2 separate regions of the Homo sapiens genome follow, and region 2 is linked to region 1. A link is an interaction called in ENCODE POLR2A ChIA-PET data of the cell type or tissue named here. Cell type or tissue: Panc1. All regions are shown on one strand.

Region 1 (5,000 bases):
CTATGTTGACCAAGTTTGTCTCAAACTCCTGACCTCAAATGATCTGCCAGCCTCGGCCTCCCAAAGTGCTGGGATTACAGGCATGAGCCACTCTGCCCTGCCTATACATGGCAAACCTCTCTCAAAGTTTTGGCTTAGGTGTACTTCTATAGGTGGGCCGGGTTAGGTCTTCTCTCATATGCATCTGTATTCTTCTTTAAAGTATCTAGTACAAGCCCACTTAAATAGTTATTTGCATAATTAATATTTTATATATGACTTCCCTGCTAAACTGCAAGTTCAACAAAGGGAGAAATCACATCTGCTTAACTCTTTTTGAACAAAGAAATAAGATAGAGCTGGGTTTGTGTGAGTTCAAAGCAAGGATCTTCCAACTGTCACTTACTGGTGCCTGTGACTGATGCAGAAAAAGATATGGAACCCAGAGAATAATGTACTAACTCTTTCAAACTTAACTCTTGCTATTGTTCCTTCTTTCTGTAACATGTTAGATTAAGTTTGTTTTTTGTTTTTTGGGTTTTTTTGCAATTTTGATAAGGTGTCCATCATGGTGTTTAACATGCCTATATTATCTGCTAAGGGGGCATTCTACAGAGCCACATTTTATACTAGGTAACTTTACTGAATTGAATAGTGTCCCCCCAAAATTCAAGTCTGCTTGGAACCTCAGAAATGGGACCTTATTTGGAAATAGGGTTTTTGCATGTATAATTAGTTAAGACAAGGTCACCATGGATTAGGTTGCCCTAAATCCCATGATTGGTGTCTTAATAGAAGAGGAGACAGAGATCCAGGTACAACAACATTGGGGAAGGAAGACAGGAGGGAAGGAAGGGAAAGAAGGAGGGAAGAAGGCCATGTGATGACAGAGGCAAAGACAGGAGTGACGCAAGCTAAGGAACAAGACTTGTCAGCAACCACCAGAAGCTACAAAGAGGCAACAAAGGACTTCTCCAGAGCCTTTGGACAGAGAATGGTGCTGCCTACAATTGGATTTTGGAGTTCTAGCCTCTGGAACCATGAGAAAATAACTTTCTGTTGCTTTAAGCCACTCAGTTTCTGGTACTTTGCTAAAGCAACCCTACTTAGGATCAAAATAATCCTAGGTGCTATAGCAAATAAACCTCCAATTGTTAGTAGCTTAGTGATAGAATTTGAGACTCAGCAGTTATAACCTACAGTAGGTGTTCCAGGTATATTGGTGGCTGTTCTCCACATGGTGATTCAGTGATCCAGGCTTTTTAAATCTTGTGTTTCCACCACTTTCTAGGGCCCCTTTGTCTATGGAAACGGGAAAAGAGAGTTTAGAACACATATTAGCTGTTTAAGTTGTCTTGACTTAGACGTGACAAAAATTTCTGCTCACATTCCATTGTCAAGAACTGGTTAAATGGCCCCACTAGATAAAAGAGTAAATACAGGTGCTTTTGAGTGATAATTCTATATTGTGGAAGGGGAACACACATTTTGCTGGGCAATTTGCCATCTCTACTACACTGCCCTCCCAACCTCAGTTGATGTGGTCAGCCTGAGGAGTAACTTCATGCTTGGCATCAAACAATGAGCTTGATTAATCATATTCTCTTTTTTTGGAATTTTGTTTTAGAACTTTAGAGAGAAGATCAGCTGTGGTGGCCTCACACCTGTAACCCCAGCACTTTGGGAGGCTGAGGCATGCAGATCACTTGAGGTCAGGAGTCCGAGACCAGCCTGTCCAACATGGTGAAACCCTGTCTCTACTAAAAATACAAAAATTAGCTGGGCATGGTGGTGTGTACCTGTAGTCCCAGCTACTCAGGAGGCTGAGGCAGGAGAATCGCTTGAACCCAGGAGGCAGGGGTTGCAGTGCGCTGAGATTGCGCCACTGCATTCCAGCCTGAGTGACAGAGTGAGCTCTGTCTCAAAAAATAAAAAAAAAAGAACCTCAGAAAGAATTTAGCTCTTAATAGCTCTCTTATGTTACAGTTTTGGGTTTGAATTTTTTAACCTCTTGCCTCAACCTCTTCCCAATTCCTGGGATCAGAGACTGTACCTGATTCATCTTTATACCTGACAAAATGTCTCACCCAATGGTTTACAGATGGCAGGATTTCACACATATTAGTGTATGCATGCCTATATGAATGTATGAATTAGGAAGCATTAAGAGTAAAAAGTTATGGTACTATAATTTTAATGTAGGTGATCTAAGTGACCATACTCAACTGTACTTAAAACATTATTTTATGGGGCTTGTACAGTGACACTTCTCCATTTGTAAAGAAATCAGTCACCAGATTCTAATTTTCTTCGTTTGCCATGCTCTGTATTCAACAGTGCAGGAGAACTGTGTGTCAGAGGAAGTGATCACTCTCTATTTACATGCAACTTACTCAGGTTTTTGCACAACAGTTTGCCATTTGTCAATACTAACATGTCCTCAGCAAACAGCCACATTGGATGAATTATGGTTTTCTTCTCACACTCAGAGCAGCAGTAACCCACGGCCACGTCTAGTTAGAGCCTACAGTCGTTAACCATCATTACAAGAGACTCGGCCTTAACACAAAAACATTTCAGCAGCTCTTTGGCAAAAGGCTAAAATATCTGGGTTACTCAATGTCATATCCAATTTTGTGCACTTCTGTGGGATTGCTGGAAGCAAAGTGAAGTTATTGGGGCCTGTGAAGTACAATAAATGGACTCCTAGACAAGCTCCTTCAATGTCAGGGAACTGGGTATGTGTGTTATGAAATTAAATGTATATAGATTTATATACAGATGTTTATACTGTTGTAAATCAAGATATATTCTTTCTTAGCTAAATTGGGATTTGCTTATAGATCTGCTCTTTTCCCCACAGAAGAGGTTGAGCTTTGTTTGTTTTCTTCCCCTCAAGAGCAGCACCGTATGATGCCACATAATTCCTAGAGATATCAGAAAGTAATCTTCTCTGTTCCCTTATGAGTGTCAAGAGCTAATCCCTGGGGGAAAGGGAAGAATTTTTGAGATTTATCTGCTGTCTTTTTTAAACACTTTGCAAGTGAATTATTGCAATCTGCATGGGGCACTCAAAATGACAACTCTCACTAAACACTAACCACCATTCAATTGCTGAAGAAGAGGGCAAAGAAATATGACCAGTATAAAATGGGAGTCCTTTTCTTGAAGCCAAGAGAAGAAGTTCATATAATTGTTCAATTCTGCCACAAGTCATTACATTGGAAGTGAAAAATTTAGTCAAAGAAGCGACAGAGTTAAATGGGGGTATCTGACATGTTTTATTTTCACCAGTAGGACTGACAAATTTTAAAAGGATTAGATGGCTGAGATATCTTCTGGTCAGGAAGTCTCCTTGAACAGGAAAGAGAAAATTTAGGTTGTCAGTCTTAGATACTTTTTGTCACTACCTCTATACTTTAAAATCTATAACCAAGGTGAATCTAAAGGATAATTTTAAATGGTCCTTGGTGGAACAATACTGGTGGTCTCTTTTTCTATGCCATGTAAAGGGAGGGAAATTTGCTCTTACCTGCCCAGTAGAAATAGCCCAACCATTCCTGCAATTAAAAATGAGAAAATTTAGCCTGCTTTCAGTGTCACTATAGGAAGGAAAAAGAAAAAAAAAAAAACAATTACTCTAAAAACAATAAAATGTACTCATGATAAATTATCCTGGTGATATCACCTGTACTCAAGAAAGAAATATGACAAATGATAGATTCTTTTTCTTGTTTCCTAGGAGAAAGAAAAATAGCATATTCAAACATCAAGACAATAACAAGTTTTGTAGTAATAGAATTTTTTAGAGATATCTAAAGATAGCACCACATTTGAGTAGCATGTATGTATCAGGCTCTGCTCCAGGCACTTTCTGCCAATTATCACTAATATGCACCATCAACTAATAATAAGAGTGGCTATGTTACTATTCCCAGCTTACAGAAGAGGAAACTGTTGCTCAGTGAAGATCAGAAATGTGTCCAGAACATCACAGCTAGTAATTTGTGGTGCTAGCATTTTGTGATACTAAAAGCTGTGCTCTCTCCATCATATTACAGTAATTCCCAAAACACTGGCCCCAGCATCATAGAAACAATCTAGGGTGAATCTTAGCTATACTACACAGAGCTAGATGGATAGAGGGAAATTTCTAGACACAATCTTCCCCTTTGTATGGGGTTCAGAGTTTCAGAACCATCCTGATATGAGCAAAGTGAAAACCCATATTTGGGTAACTGACTTACATACAAATTAAACTAATAAATAGTCAGGTGTCCCCACACAAAATACCTCCTGTCATTACACTACTACCAGGTAGTACAATCCTTTCCCTTTTTAGGCTGCCTATTATTTTGACGTTAGCCTTTATGTGTGAGTTCTCAACATGGCTCGTATTCTCTCATTGCTGGTGTCCTGCTGCAGAGGGGCATAAACTATAGGAACACAAATCATGTATAAAAGTGCTATCTTGGCTGTGCACAGTGGCTCACGCCTGCAATCCTAGCACCTTGGGAGGCCAAAGCAGGTGGATCACAAGGTCAAGAGATCGAGGCCATCCTGCCCAACATGGTGAAACCCCGTCTCAACTAAAAATACAAAAATTAGCTGGACGTGGTGGCGCTCACCTGTAGTCCCAGCTGCTTGGGAAGCTGAGGCAGGAGAATCGCTTGAACCCAGGAGGCGGAGGTTGCAGTGAGCCAAGATTGCGCCACTGCACTCCAGCCTGGCAACAGAGGAAGACTGTCTAAAAAAATAAAAAATTAAAAAAATTAAAAAAAAAAGGGCTATCTTATTTCTCTGTTCTTTGGAAATTTCATTTTCCTGATCTTCTTGTTACAGCTTTCCCTCACTTCTCCCTCTTTTACAGTGCACTCCTTTTTGTCTACTGGTGTCTCTACCAGCTCTGAAAATTGAGAACCCTTGGGAATTTGTCACTTGGCTCTGGACCCATTACATCATCCAAACAAAAATGGTTTTCTTCTAAAATATAGTGGCTCTGCATTTGAAGTCTTTCTGTC
Region 2 (5,000 bases), 190 kb after region 1:
GATTATGTCAACTAGTCAAGGTAAGAGATTAGCACGGACCTTGGCACAAGAGAGCATTGCTTCATCCAGAGCACTTAACCAATGCTGGGATCTCCACCAAGTGTCCAGTAGGCGAAGGAGCCGGAGGGCAGTGGAGCGAGCGCACTGGGGGCTCAGACCCACCCCGGACACGCGGCTTCTCGGCCGTGTTCGGGACCTAGAGCCCGAGGGCCTCTCCCCTCGGCCTTGGCCTTGGCGTATACTGGGCGGTGGCGCGGTGCGCTCACTCCGCCCCCAGCGGGCTGGGGCGGGGACACCGTCCCCCGGGAAACGGGACGCGCTGCTTGTCCCAGGCCTTCGCTTCGGCCTGCGAGGCTACAGCTGTGCGCAGTGGCGCGGCTGCTAAGTAGCAGCAGGTGGGAGACTAGGGTCTGCGCTCGCGGCGACCGCGGAGGAGGGTGGGCGCCTGCGGAGGTGTCCTCGCTCACTTCGGGGGGCCCAGAGTCTCGGGTGAGGAGCCAGCCGGCCTCGCGTTCCCTCGGACGGTTGCCCAATGGCAGCCCAGGTGGCAGCCCGGGAGGCGCGAGACTTCAGAGAAGCCCCGACCCTTCGCCTAACCTCGGGGGCCGGCCTGGAGGCAGTGGGCGCTGTGGAGCTCGAGGAGGAGGAGGAGAACGAGGAGGAGGCGGCGGCCAGGAGAGCGCGGAGTTTCGCCCAAGACGCGCGGGTGCGCTTCCTCGGCGGCCGCCTGGCGATGATGCTGGGGTTCACGGAGGAGAAATGGAGCCAGTATTTGGAAAGCGAGGACAACCGGCAGGTTCTTGGGGAGTTTCTGGAAAGCACCAGCCCGGCTTGCCTTGTGTTTAGCTTCGCCGCCTCGGGGCGCCTTGCGGCTTCCCAGGAGGTAAGAGGCGACGGGCAAGGGGACCTGCCCATCCAACAAAACTACCCAGGGGAGACAGCCCAGTCGCTCCCCTTTGGATTCCCGCGGGGCGCTCACTCGGGCACTTTAACAAACTTGGCTTGAAGTCCCCATCCTGAGGCCCGCAGGACTCCTCCCCACGTGCACCCACTCTGCAGTTCAGCAGCTGCAGGTTAGTTTCCTAAGTCAGCAGTTTGTATCTGACCGAGAATCCCGCGTTGAGCCTGTTCGACCAGGATAACCCAAGAACACCAGCGCTTTCTTTAGCTGCTTGGGTGTTAGGCGCCAGGTGGGCTTTCTGTGCCAAAAAACTTGCGTTTCAGTTGCTCTTGGGTCACTCTGGAGTCACATCCTTTAAAAAATGGGGTGTTTGGCAGAGCGCATGTAACTCGTCACGTATTTTGATTACGTGCCAACAACACTTCACCCCAGGCAAAAACATTAAGTCCTTAAAAAGGAAGGCCCCTGCAATCTCCGCACACATGGGTGTTTACTGAACATTTAGAGGGAACAGTTCCCTCCTTTCTTCTTTTTCTTCCTTTTCTTTTTGAATTTCGATGATTTGTCCACTAAAAGGTTAACGTATCACCTAACGTACAGCACTTGTATTTAGTATTTTTCAAGTATGATGAGTTTGGAGCAAGATTCACAATTTTTAAGTAGCGCAATGCTCAGTTTAACATGTTATGTCGTTTTATCACTAGGTGTGGTCATTGTAATAGTTGGGAAATAGGATCTCAGAGAAGAAAGAGTAATAGGAAGGCTGCCTTATGGTATTGTGAATTTTGAATTCTTTTGTTTTAGGACTCTCCTAATTGTAACTTTAAAAAAAATAAGTTTGTCAGTAGACAAGGCGATAGAACACAACTCTAGTATTACCTAAGTTAAATAGTTATTATAATGTTCAATGGAATGACTCAGTAGTTGTGGAAATGTTAGCATGTTTTGGTTATACGGTTCTATTCTTTGATAGAAATACAAATTAACCTCTTGGGCTTGTCTTTATCTCAGTTTGGCTTATTTCCAAACCAGAGAAGAGTATAAAAAATAACCCTTTAGGATTGAAACATTTCTACATGCCTACGTGCTCCTTATTTGTTTTTAGTTATAAGATTTTTTTTTTGGTGTATAATGAACTGGTATAATTGGCATGCCTTTAAAAGGTGATATTTCCACACCAGTAATGCTGTGAAATTAGCATTATAAAAGAACAAAGAAAACTGTATACTCGCTGCATACTAGGGAAGAGCCGTAGAAGGACCTTGTTTATAGGGCAGGCAAGATGCCAGGTTTTGTTTCTTCTGCTAGCAATACAGCTACAAGTTGGATATAGTAAATCCTGCTTGTTAACAAGAAAACTACTTGAACTAATTATCTTGCTCTTGTTTTAGATTCCAAGAGATGCAAACCATAAACTTGTTTTTATTTCCAAGAAGATTACTGAAAGCATTGGAGTAAATGACTTTTCTCAAGTGGTTTTATTTGGAGAGTTACCTGCGTTGTCTCTTGGACATGTATCTGCTTTCCTTGATGAGGTACTGGTCTGTCTTTAATATTTAAAGCTTTCACTTATCTCCATGACATTTGAAATTATTTAGGACAACTCCGATAATTAAAAAAAGAAGAGCTAGGAGGGGAAGGGAAGGGGATGGGGGTGGTTAAAAAAAAAAAAAAAAAAAAAAGCTTGTAGAAGCCAGGAGTCTCTAGCCAGGTGGATGGAGTCATAACATCTAGACTGTTCCTGAAAGGAGCTCATGCTTACTGATGCTAATATTCAACAGGTGGCAATTGCAGGGATCATTCTCTCCCTTTCTTCCTTCCAACACAATAGAAGCAAATAAAAAGCAACTTGAATAGGTTCTTGCACCTTAGCAGCAGGTTTTAAGCTTCACATTCAGAGTAGAGACAAATTTACACTTTGAAAATGAGTATTATCAGTTCCTTTTTATACTTGTTAGAAACTAACAGTTAAAGACTAAGATTCACTCATGGCAGATAATGGGAAAAGGTGATGAAAGTGTTAGAAATGGTTCTTAAACTTTCTTTTTCTCCTCTTAAAATAGAGAAATAGTCTTCAACCAATGTTACTGACACTTTAATGTGCATAAGAACTGCCTGGGGATTTTGTGAAAGAGGTTGGTTCATTCAGTCTAGAGTGGAGCCCGAGGTTCTGCATTTCTAACCTGTTGCTGATGCTCTTTGTTTGTGGACTAGCTTTGAAGAACAACTGCCAAATAACCAGGTTCCATGGAACTAGAACCTGGCTCTCAAACTTCGCTGAACATTAGGATCACCTGGGGGAACTTGTAACACAATGCCCCAGGTCACACCCATACCAGTTAATTTAGAACGTCCTGAATGGGAGCCAAGTAGCAGCAGTTGTTCAAGATTCCCAGGTGATTCTAATGTACAGTGAGCTTTGGGAGCCACTGGGTTAGATATCTGTCTACAAGGCCAATTTCTAAATCAGACCTCTGTAATCAGTGTAGTCCTGCCAAGGCCGATATTTAAGGTAGGAAAAATGCTGACATATTTATTGCTAGTTATTTACCAGTCTCTCATGATCACACCTCTTCTACTTTTTGAGTCTCTTCTTCTGTCTTTTTGAAGGGAGGTATTTTCCTGCTGGACTAACCAAAGTCTCTCACCCCTAACTCCTGTACCCTGCCTGGGTTTCCCTTCGCTCCTGTTGAATTTAATTGGCTTTAGCTGATTTCAGGGAGGTGCTAGGAAGACAATCTTTTAACTTCAGTACCAGGAACAATTTTTGGTATGCAGCAGGTGCTCAGATTTTAATTGAACTGAATCTGATGACTTTGGTTCAATATGAGAATCTAGACCACTATCAACTGGAACTTGGAGGGGCAGGGCTACACTGTGAAATTCTTGCTCTACTATCTGTGTCTGGCAACAGAAGATACAAGCCTTTTTCAAATTTCTCTACTCTTTCTCTCAGTACCAGGATCTGCTTAATATTCTGAAAAAGGTATGCCTGCTCCTCAACATTATGATGTGTTTCCATACCAGAGTGTATTATATATTTATACTTAGCCAAAGTATATAAAATGTCATATGGTTATTTCTTTATGTATCACGTTGGCCCACATTTCAAAAGAAACAATAATTGTGAATGCTTACCAAGACATAAAGAAAATGTCATTTGGTTCTTCTCAGTCAATATCTGGGCCCCATCCTTGGAAATTCCAATTTAAAAAATCTAGAGGGGCCTGGGCTTCTGTATTTTAAAAGTGTTTCCTCAGTAATTGTATTGAATGGTTTAAGAACTGTCATAAAGAGAAACCCCACAGTTTGAAAAGAGAAACAGAAGGTAAGTAAAGAGATCCACAGCAAAGGCACACTTGCTCTTTTATCTATAGGTGTATATGTCCTTGGTGAACCTTACTTTGGTTCATAGAGAAAGTTTATTTTTCTTACAAATGCAAAAACTACACAAACTGACAACTAAAATAAGACAAAACCTCAAATTAATTGACTTACTTTGTATATATTTAATAAAATTTATTGTAATTAATAAGTACATCCCAGGTCTATTTGTTTTAAACGATATTTCTAGAGATGCTTTAGCTGTTTGAGTTACGAATTGCTTTCCAGAGCATGTGGCTCAGAATTTCGTAGTGTTTTATCCACAGCTCATGACACAGACATTAAGTTTTAAAAGAAGTTGGCTTTGTCATGGAATAATGTGAGAAACACATTTATCCTTCCAAACCCAAAGGATGGACTCGGAGACACGCAGTACAGCAGAAGCAAGACTTTTAATGGCAGTCTTGCAAGATCGGGTGTTTAGTAGGCAGGCACACCCGGGGCAGTTACAGCAGGTAATTTACTTCCTAGCATGTAAGCCCCTCTCCCAGTTCCTCAGTGGTTGAGTACTATGGGGTTACAATATTCCTGGACATTGCCTAAGTTTGCCTGGACATATGCCCCTTATAATGTTATACCCTGGCCCCCTTCCTCACTTAATTTTTGATTTCCCAATAACGAAACTTTCTTCCCTTTTATGGGCTGACTCCTCGTCTACATTCTGTTCCTTTATCATGACTTTCTACATGCATGAGCCATGAGGTTTGTCATATCC

Evidence for each region. ChIA-PET counts read pairs that join two places held together with the same protein. Peaks named below come from ENCODE experiments on the same cell type or tissue, not always from the same donor. Only the 100,000 strongest peaks of a DNase experiment are listed, where the experiment ranks them.
Region 2: POLR2A ChIA-PET joins it to region 1 with 20 read pairs; 2 of 35 experiments call an interaction of 5 or more read pairs at or near these places.

The regions. Positions count from the first base shown.
Region 1 is chr7:21,356,455-21,361,454 of GRCh38, forward strand. No RefSeq gene overlaps it. Among named protein-coding and RNA genes, the nearest start is that of SP4, 69 kb to the right of the region's middle. In Panc1, no CTCF peak of the experiment used is centred here; no DNase peak of the experiment used is centred here.
Region 2 is chr7:21,542,714-21,547,713 of GRCh38, forward strand. DNAH11 (dynein axonemal heavy chain 11) reads left to right here and starts at 326. Exons shown (of 82, transcript NM_001277115.2): 1 at 326-883; 2 at 2,293-2,436. The coding sequence starts at 533. RefSeq lists enhancers at 1-149, 2,482-3,448 and a silencer at 198-247. In Panc1, no CTCF peak of the experiment used is centred here; no DNase peak of the experiment used is centred here; H3K4me3 peaks cover 1,508 bases; H3K27me3 peaks cover 2,700 bases.